Linked DNA regions of Homo sapiens: all the other regions are linked to region 2. Evidence: chromatin contacts called from ENCODE Hi-C or POLR2A ChIA-PET data. All regions are on one chromosome and are shown on one strand. Each heading gives the region's core, a stretch centred on a gene start or an enhancer-like site at or near the end of the contact. The rest is flanking DNA. Distances are from core to core; before and after follow the strand shown.

Region 1 (2,778 bases), core at 37-2,536, 150 kb after region 2:
AAATTAATAATAGTAAAATAAAGGAATGCATATAGATATCTTAATGTATTCTTCTCTTACTCAAAGTGCTATCTTACATGCCATCTGAATTGCTTGCATGATACTTTGAAAGATCACTGCTATATGTATCCCTGCCAAAATGTATGGCTTAAACCTGTGGTTTTCAAAGCTGGCCAGTCATCAGAAAGACTTGGAGAACATTTTTCAAAAGAAAAAAATTAAAGCAAGTCCTAGGTCCCATCACAATTTTACAGAATCAAAATATCTGGCCATGGGGCCCAGGAATCTGCATTAAAACAAAGCAAAATAAAAAATAAAACAGAACTTCCCGGGAATTGTGATTGATGCTCAACCAACGTTTGGGAACCACTCATTTATTTCATTAACTTCAGGGACCAGTGCCTTAATCTCCTTTGAACCTTCTCCAAGTCCTGAGAGTGTACTCTTCCTCCCGTAGTTAATGATGGTAGCTTTTGAAGTCTTGAGAGTCTTTATCTTGTGAACATTGTACAGATTCAGAGACCTAGAGCATCTTTCATGTTGCTATTCTTTTCCCTCAGTGCTTTCATTATAGACACCAATCGTTTGCATATGTTGTCCTGGGTCATTTTATTTGGGATCCAAAACCAGAAAATTTCAAACAACAACAAAAAAATGGATTCTTCGAGAATGCCCTAGCCATGGACAAGCTTCTGCATTACAGAGCTCTTGCTATTGTGTTGCTTTGGGTAGCAATGCCTGAAATCTCAGCCAATTTTGGGTCACAGTAGGCCTATGTAAATTATCTAAAAATGGATTCATTATGGACATTATAAAAATAAATCTGACACCTGAGCCTTTGGGCAAATATACCATATAAAGAAATCATACCCTAGAATAACGATTAACCTAAAGAACTTAAAAAAAATCAGTATGATATTTTTATCATCCTTTCTTAAAATTACTGCATTCAGAGAGACCTGATGGCTGAGGACAGCACCTGGGGCAGAGGAGTATAGGTCATTGGGATGTGGCATCCTGAGTCTTCTAGCAGTTTGCTCTTCCAGCACTCTCCCTTATTATATGTTCTTTACATTGTTCTGTATGTCGCTGTCTTCAAACAGAATAGATAAGTCTACTAGTCAAGATAGACATATAACAGGCACCACATGTGCATAAAAATTGCATTATGTAAATTTAGTGCCGTAATATAATATGAAGGATGTCCTCTAGGAGGAACTGGGGAAAGCATCACAGACGAGGACACATCTGATCTGAGTGTTGGAGAATGAGTTAGTTGTTTACCAAGCAGAAAAGGGTGGTGGACAGCATGGCATGCCAAGTAAAGGGAACAGCATGTGCAAAAGCAGAGAATGGCCCCCATCCTGACCCTTGTAATTTTGGCAGCTCTTTGCTGATGTCCTCAGGCAATGCATCTGGGCTCCTGGGAATAGCTTTGCAATGTGAACAGAGTGACTTCACTATGGGTAGACCTAAATGTTCTAGCGTGCTCTGAAACTTACCTCTAGAAATAGCTCCAGGAAGTTAGGTAGCTTCAGAGAGGAAGGACCAAGAAATATGATCTTATACCACAGGCAAGAAGTACTTTCCTGGAGGTACTGGCCAGAAGTACTATTGCTATCTCTCTGCACTTGTCTGTTATATTTTAGAATGAAATGTGCCTGTGCATACAAATGCTAAGGCAAGAAAGAAAAAGCAAAAGGCAATTCTCTTTAAATCTCCTGAAATAATTTCAGGCAGCTTTTTTTACCTAGTCAAACACACACGCTTAAGAATGGAGTTGTAAGCTAACTTAATCATTTTTTGTTTTGTTTTGCTCTCTTACTTGTTCACACGTTGGGGTAATCCTGAGAAAACAGGAAGCAATGAAAGAAGGATTTTATTGTGAAATGTTCATTACAACTTGTAATTTTAAAATGTGTTTGTATGAGTGTGCACAAATGTGAATAAATTTTAGAGCACTTTCTCACATAATATCTAGTTTAATCACCAGAATATCCTGCAACGTTATTATAGTTCCTACATTATTATGGTTCCTAAAGACAAATGAAAAATCTGTGATTCAGAGACCCAAGGTTAGGCTAATAAATGTAGAAGTCACATTTGACCAAATTTTAGTATCTTCCCTTAAGTATTGGTAATGTACGATAAACACTATTTGGTAATAATGAATTATTACAATTACTAAAACAACTTATCTGGCAGAACAGTATCTTAACTATTTGAAAAATATTGTAGTGGATTTATTAGCTTCCATTTCATCTGAAGTCCACTTTGCTTTACTGCTTACTTTATCTTTCTAGCTACTCTGTAAAAAAGTTATTATCACCCTCAATCTGCCAAGTATAATGTATGTAAAGTGAAATAACTAGCATATTGCAAAGCTGGGAATTGAACCCTTGTCTCCTAAATCCAAGTCTGTAGCTGTTCCTCAGCAGTACACTGTATCTCATGTTAATGCCATTATTACTTGTATTAAATGAAATAATTTTTCCATCATTATTTTCCCGAATTATTACTATCCAGAGCGATTTGAAGGTTAAGGTCATCCAAATAATGTGTGAAAATTGCTTAAAATCAATCTCCTGTGCATGGATGTCTATGATGTATACAAATATAAAACAGCCAAAGTAGTCTCAAGAAGTTATTACCAAGTTTCTCAAATAGTGTCTCAAGGCGACATTATTTGACAAGACCTTTGGAATAACCATTTGGAATTTTCCTTAGTTCAGTTGAATTGTGTCATCTTGCTTAAACTTTTCAGATATCAGGGGTAGT
Region 2 (2,762 bases), core at 25-2,524:
GTGCAACTCTGTCTATAAAACAAAGACAAAAGCACCACAGTTCGTTAGATATAACTGAATATTATCTTCATTTCCTACTGTAGTGGTTCTTAGAAAGGTTGTTTCTTAAGTTAGAAACTGTTGCCTAAGTATTTAGGATGTGGCAGGCACTGTGCTACATGCTGGGGTTGACGAATGCATGGGATTCGGCTCTCTCCCAGGCTGGTGGGAAGAGGACACATCTAGAAGCCAGGGTATATACCCCGAAGGGGTTTGAGGCAGTGCAGAGTTGATGATGATGGTCTCCAGCCTGCCTTTCCTTTACAAAAATGAGGAGACTGCATCTCACATTGCCAACGAGCTGCTTGACTCTACCGATATTCCCTACCAAGCACGATTATGGGTAGTCTTAAAATTCTTAATAATAAAATAGATATTGAAAATAGTGTTTTTTTTTTTAACAGTGAAAGTAATATGTACTCATGTATAGGTTTTCAATATACAGGAAACTATAAAATGAAAAGGATTGTACCTGTAATCCCACCCCTTACAGCTAACTACTGTGACATTTTATTTGTAGAAGTCCATTTTGCTATCAGACCTCAAGTTTTAAAATCTTAACTCACCCTCTGTAACCTAGTTCTCAGCTCTATTTTATGTAACGTTTTTAAAGGATTCAAGATTTAAAATAAACTTATCTCACCCCAAATGCACTTGTATATTTTTGACACCCCCTCATCTCTCTCTCTCTCTTGTCTCTCTCTCTTCTCTGTCTCTCACTCTATCTCAGTTCTCTTTCTCCTCTTCTTTCTCTCTCTCCTCTCTCCTCTCTCTGTCTTTCTCTCTCTGTCTCACACACACACACGGGGAAAAAAAATCACTCGAGTTAAGAATCAGTCTCTCATTTTACAGATAGGAAAACTGAAATCTAGAACTTGTCTGAAATCATGTTAAAAAAAAAAAAGTGGTAATCTGTGCTCGAACCCAGGTCTCCTGAATTTTCGTTCAGTGCTTTTTCCATTCTACAGTGATGCCTCCTTACTAGGTCATAGAAACAGTGGCAGAGGGAGAAAAGGAAAAATACGTCAGCTCCAAAGAGTGCAGTTTTTTTTTTTCTGTGTCCTTTAGCTGAGCTATTTTTGTGACTATTCAGTACATGTACAATGCTGCCTCTTGGAGTGTTCCGGCTAGACTAAGAGGCCATTCACTGCTGACTGCAGCCATGCCATCCCTCCATGGAATCCTCGGCCCGGAAATCAGATGGGAACAAACTATTCCAATATACAAATCAAATTTCAGAGTCTGAGTGTACACAGAAAAATTACTGGATATCCTGTTGGACTATGTACATAACAATGACACAGTGATTTATGAGGGTATGATGGGGCAGAGGGTAGCGGGTGATGTTGGAGTTGATTCATCACTTAAGCGCTAATCCATTCACCAGCTCCAGTCAGACTTCAACACAAATGCCAAATTATTCATCTTCCCTAAATCCAACCCTATTATTTTCTCTCTCAAAACCTTCAGTTGCTTCCTTTTGCATATGGAAGAGAGCGTGGACTCCTCCATCTGGCATTTAAGGCTTTCTATGATCTGTCCTCCCAGACATTGATAGGCTGTGGAGATACAGTAAGGTAGTTGTTATGAGCCACACCTTGCAGCCAGGCTGCTCCAGCACCAAGCAACACTTTCCCCGGGAGGTTGCTGCACCTCCCTGCTCCTCACTTTCCTCATTTGTGGAATAGGAATAGGGTCATTGTGAGAATTAAATAAGTTAATATTTGTAAAGGGTTTAACAGTGACTAGCTCATAATCCGTCACGTAGAAAGTTTTTTCTTAGCTCATTTAATAAGTACCTTTCTAACCCATCACTGATAGCATTTTTCTTTTGCACCAGACTTCTTTCTAGTCATTGCTGGGAGCGTCCTCTCATTTTCCTGCCTCCCTGTAGCTGTCACTCTCACTCCTAAACTGTTGGCGTTCTCATTTTGGCTTGCCCAAATCTTACGCATTCTTTTAAGTCCATGTTCAAGTGAATCCTCACTGATTTTGTTCTTCATTCATCCCCTTAACAGACTTTTATGGAGGGTCTACTGTGTGCAAGGTGTATTATGTAGGAAGCCTTCCACAGTTCCCAGAGCTAGGTGAGCTCTGTCATGTAGGCCTGTCTTGTACATATCACCTTCGACATTGCTGAGCAGTTTGTGTTGGACATGTTTGATCTCCTCCCCTAGAATATAAACAGCTGGAGAGTAGGATGCTTATTAGTAGGTGCTTATTAAGCTTTCTTTAAAATGAGTAAGTGCACATGCTACCTTTTATAGATCTGTTACCTTCTAATGAAGGCAAGAACAATAGGAACAAACATTAGTTTTGTGTGTGTGTGTGAGAGAGAGAGAGACAGAGAGGGAGAGAGAAAGAGAGAGAGAGATTTTGAATGGGAATAATTATGAGGCCACATCTGAGGGCAAATAACCACTTCCAAGTTGAAGAAAGGCAAGGAGAAGACAGGAATGAGAGGAGAGCTGTAGCAGTCAAAGGAAACGGGATGAGAATATGTTATTCTCTGAATCATAAAGCATTTGCTCTGAGAAATGTTTTTCCTTAAGTGGTATAAAATGTAAAATGAATTGGGTCTTAGTTTTTCTTTTCCTCTTTAGGAGGTTGGAGCTGATTTTTAAAATGAGGTAGGGGAGGGAGGTGGGGTTTGGAGAAAGAAAGTGAAAATTGTTTTCTGAAACTCTGTTTGTCAAATAACTCTCTGGAGAGAAAGTTCAGAG
Region 3 (2,711 bases), core at 78-2,577, 150 kb before region 2:
CGCTGTCTTTTTCTCTCCCCCTCATTTCTCTTTTTTTCCCTGAAACACATCTTAGAAAGAGAAAGACTTTCTAATGAGGCAAGACAAGCAGGACATTAGCCCCTAGCACCAATTTTAGCACAGGCAGTTGAAAGCATCCTAGTTAGTCAGTGAATGCTACCTGCAGGGCCCATCTGCTTGCCTTTTGAAATGTTTGGCCCTTGCTTTGAAACTTTTTAAAAATATAACCAAGTATTCTCTTTATCAAAAGGACTCTCTCTGGCAGAGGTAAGGGATTGAACTGTCTAAATATTCCAAAGCCAAGCTTGCTCTAGGCAAAGGAAGGCAACATTTCTTTCTTTCTTTCTTTTAATTATACTTTAAGTTCTAAAGTACATATGCACAACGTGCTGGTTTGTTACATAGGTGTACATGTGCCATGTTGGTTTGCTGCACCCATTAACTTGTCATTTACATTCGGTATTTCTCTTAATGCTATCCCTCCCCCTGCCCCCTACCCCACGACAGGCCCCCGTGTGTTTCCTGCCCTGTGTCCCAGTGTTCTCATTTTTCAGTTCCCACCTATGAGTGAGAACATGTGGTGTTTGGTTTTCTGTCCTTGTGATAGTTTGCTCAGAATGATGGTTTCCATCTTCATCCATGTCCCTGCAAAGGACATGAACTCATCCTTTTTTATGGCTGCACAGTATTCCATGGTGTATATGTGCCACATTTTCTTAATCTAGTCTATCATTGGTGGACATTTGGTTTGGTTACAAGTTTTTGCTATTGTGAATAGTGCCACAGTGAACATACGTGTGCATGTGTCTTTATAGTAGCACGATTTATAATCCTTTGGGTATATACCCAGGAATGGGATCACTGGGTCAAATGGTATTTCTAGTTCTAGATCCTTGAGGAATTGCCACACTGTCTTCCACTATGGTTGAACTAGTTTATACTCCCACCAAGAGTGTAAAAGCATTCCTATTTCTCCACATCCTCCTCAGCATCTGTTGTTTCCTGACTTTTTAATGATCACCATGCTAACTGGTGTGAGATGGTGTCTCATTGTGGTTTGATTTGCATTTCTCTGCACCACTGATGATGAGCATTTTTTCATGTGTCTGTCGGCTGCATAAATGTCTTCTTTTGAGAAGTGTCTGTCACATCCTTTGCCCACTTTTTGATGAGGTTGTTTGTTTTTTTCTTGTAAATTTGTTTAAGTTCTTTGTAGATTCTGGATATTAGCCCACTGTCAGATGGGTAGATTGCAAAAATTTTCTCCCATTCTGTAGGTTGCTTGTTCATTCAGGACATAGGCGCAGGCAAGGACTTCATGACTAAAACACCAAAAGGAAGGCAACATTTTTTACATTTACAAGATGTCATCCTGCATAGCATTGACTTCATTCATTGTTTACTTCCTGAATTCATGATGTGGTCAAAGTTAGCGGGGCATGAGTAGTGTGGCAGGATGGGTAGAGAAACAGATAAATTAGGTAAGGTCCAGTCCTTTAAGAGTTTAGTCTAGATGGCAGAGAGGCACCCACATTCAAATAACTTTAATGAAAGATAGAAAGTGAATACCGTAGCCCTCATCAGGGGTCAGGCTGAAGAGGTGGGGGTAAAAAAGCATTACTATTGGAATCATTTTAGCAGGTTTTCAAGATATTCTGAATTCCCCTTATGAGCTTTGTTTGGACACAAAACTCATGATTATACTGGTCACAGACACTATGTCCTAGTCATACAACTGTGACCAAAAAAGACATGGTCAATGTCATTATGGAACTTACACAGGACTTGATGGAAGTAGACCATAGCCAAACAATTAGGCAACTAAATATACAGTTACAAGTAGAAAAATAAAATTTTGGGCCGGGAGTGTTGGCTCATGCCTGTAATCCCAGCACTTTGGGAGGCCAAGGCGGGCGGATCACCTGAGGTCAGGAGCTCAAGACAGGCCTGGCCAACATGGTGAAACTCTGTCTCCACTAAAAATACAAAAATTAGCCGGGCATGATGGCATACACCTGTAGTCTCAGCTACTGGGGAGGCTGAGGCAGGAGAATTGCTCGAACCTAGGAAGCGGAGGTTGCAGTGAGCTGAGATGGCACCACTGCACTCCAGACTGGGTGAAAGAGCAAGACTCTTTCTCAAAAAAAAAAATAAAAAGATTTTGGAGAGTCTAAGAGGAAGAGGAAGAATTGTTTCCAGCTTAGGTGTGGTGGGAAGGTATCAAAGAAGATTTTATGGATAAAGAACCATTCATGCTCAATGTTGAAAGTTGCATATGATTTGGATATTGAGTGGCAGTAGGGGAAGGGGATTCCCTTTGAAGGGCACAGCGTGAACAAGGGCAACAAAGCAGGAAAGGGCAGGAGACACACTCTGCTGTGAAGTCATGGCAGAGCCACTGAACTTTTCTGGGCAGTGGAATTATTAGCTACATATTTTAAAAAGATTTGTTTAGCAGCATTACAGGAAGGAAGGAGGGAGGAACAGAGATAAGGAAGGTGGACCTTTGGGCAGCTACCAAAATATAAAATGGAAGAAGAGCAGTCAGTGGCAGAGGGGATGGCAAGAAGGAAGTGGACAGAAGAGGCATTGCTGGTTTATAATCCTGAGAATTTGGCAATAACTAGATGGCAGGGGGCAGAGTAAAGGGATGGGTGAGAGAGGGGAGAATAAAAGATAATTCCAATGTGTCTACCCTGGGAATATAGAAA

The links. Hi-C counts contacts between places; a loop is a spot of excess contacts on that map. ChIA-PET counts read pairs that join two places held with the same protein, here RNA polymerase II (POLR2A). Pooled maps may share reads with other maps.
Region 1: a map of gastrocnemius medialis shows a loop between it and region 2 (2.3-fold over the local background). The contact joins two enhancer-like sites. A Hi-C loop is called at or near these places in 1 of 168 maps with a recorded cell type or tissue (gastrocnemius medialis) and 4 of 50 pooled maps. POLR2A ChIA-PET finds 5 or more read pairs at or near these places in 1 of 52 experiments (Panc1).
Region 3: a map of CD8-positive, alpha-beta T cell shows a loop between it and region 2 (2.9-fold over the local background). The contact joins two enhancer-like sites. A Hi-C loop is called at or near these places in 1 of 168 maps with a recorded cell type or tissue (CD8-positive, alpha-beta T cell) and 4 of 50 pooled maps. POLR2A ChIA-PET finds 5 or more read pairs at or near these places in 2 of 52 experiments (PC-3 and Panc1).

The regions. Positions count from the first base shown.
Region 1 is chr3:188,416,110-188,418,887 of GRCh38, forward strand. The region is part of intron 4 of LPP (LIM domain containing preferred translocation partner in lipoma); the gene reads left to right. Among named protein-coding and RNA genes, the nearest start is that of LPP-AS1, 150 kb to the right of the region's middle. Within about 2 kb of position 1,287, at least 5 of the 41 ENCODE cell types and tissues checked have a DNase peak (open chromatin) inside an H3K27ac peak, as active enhancers do; they include gastrocnemius medialis, where a contact is called at or near this core.
Region 2 is chr3:188,261,902-188,264,663 of GRCh38, forward strand. The region is part of intron 2 of LPP (LIM domain containing preferred translocation partner in lipoma); the gene reads left to right. Among named protein-coding and RNA genes, the nearest start is that of FLJ42393, 85 kb to the left of the region's middle. Within about 2 kb of position 1,275, at least 19 of the 41 ENCODE cell types and tissues checked have a DNase peak (open chromatin) inside an H3K27ac peak, as active enhancers do; they include gastrocnemius medialis, where a contact is called at or near this core.
Region 3 is chr3:188,107,809-188,110,519 of GRCh38, forward strand. No RefSeq gene overlaps it. Among named protein-coding and RNA genes, the nearest start is that of LPP-AS2, 45 kb to the right of the region's middle. Within about 2 kb of position 1,328, at least 2 of the 41 ENCODE cell types and tissues checked have a DNase peak (open chromatin) inside an H3K27ac peak, as active enhancers do.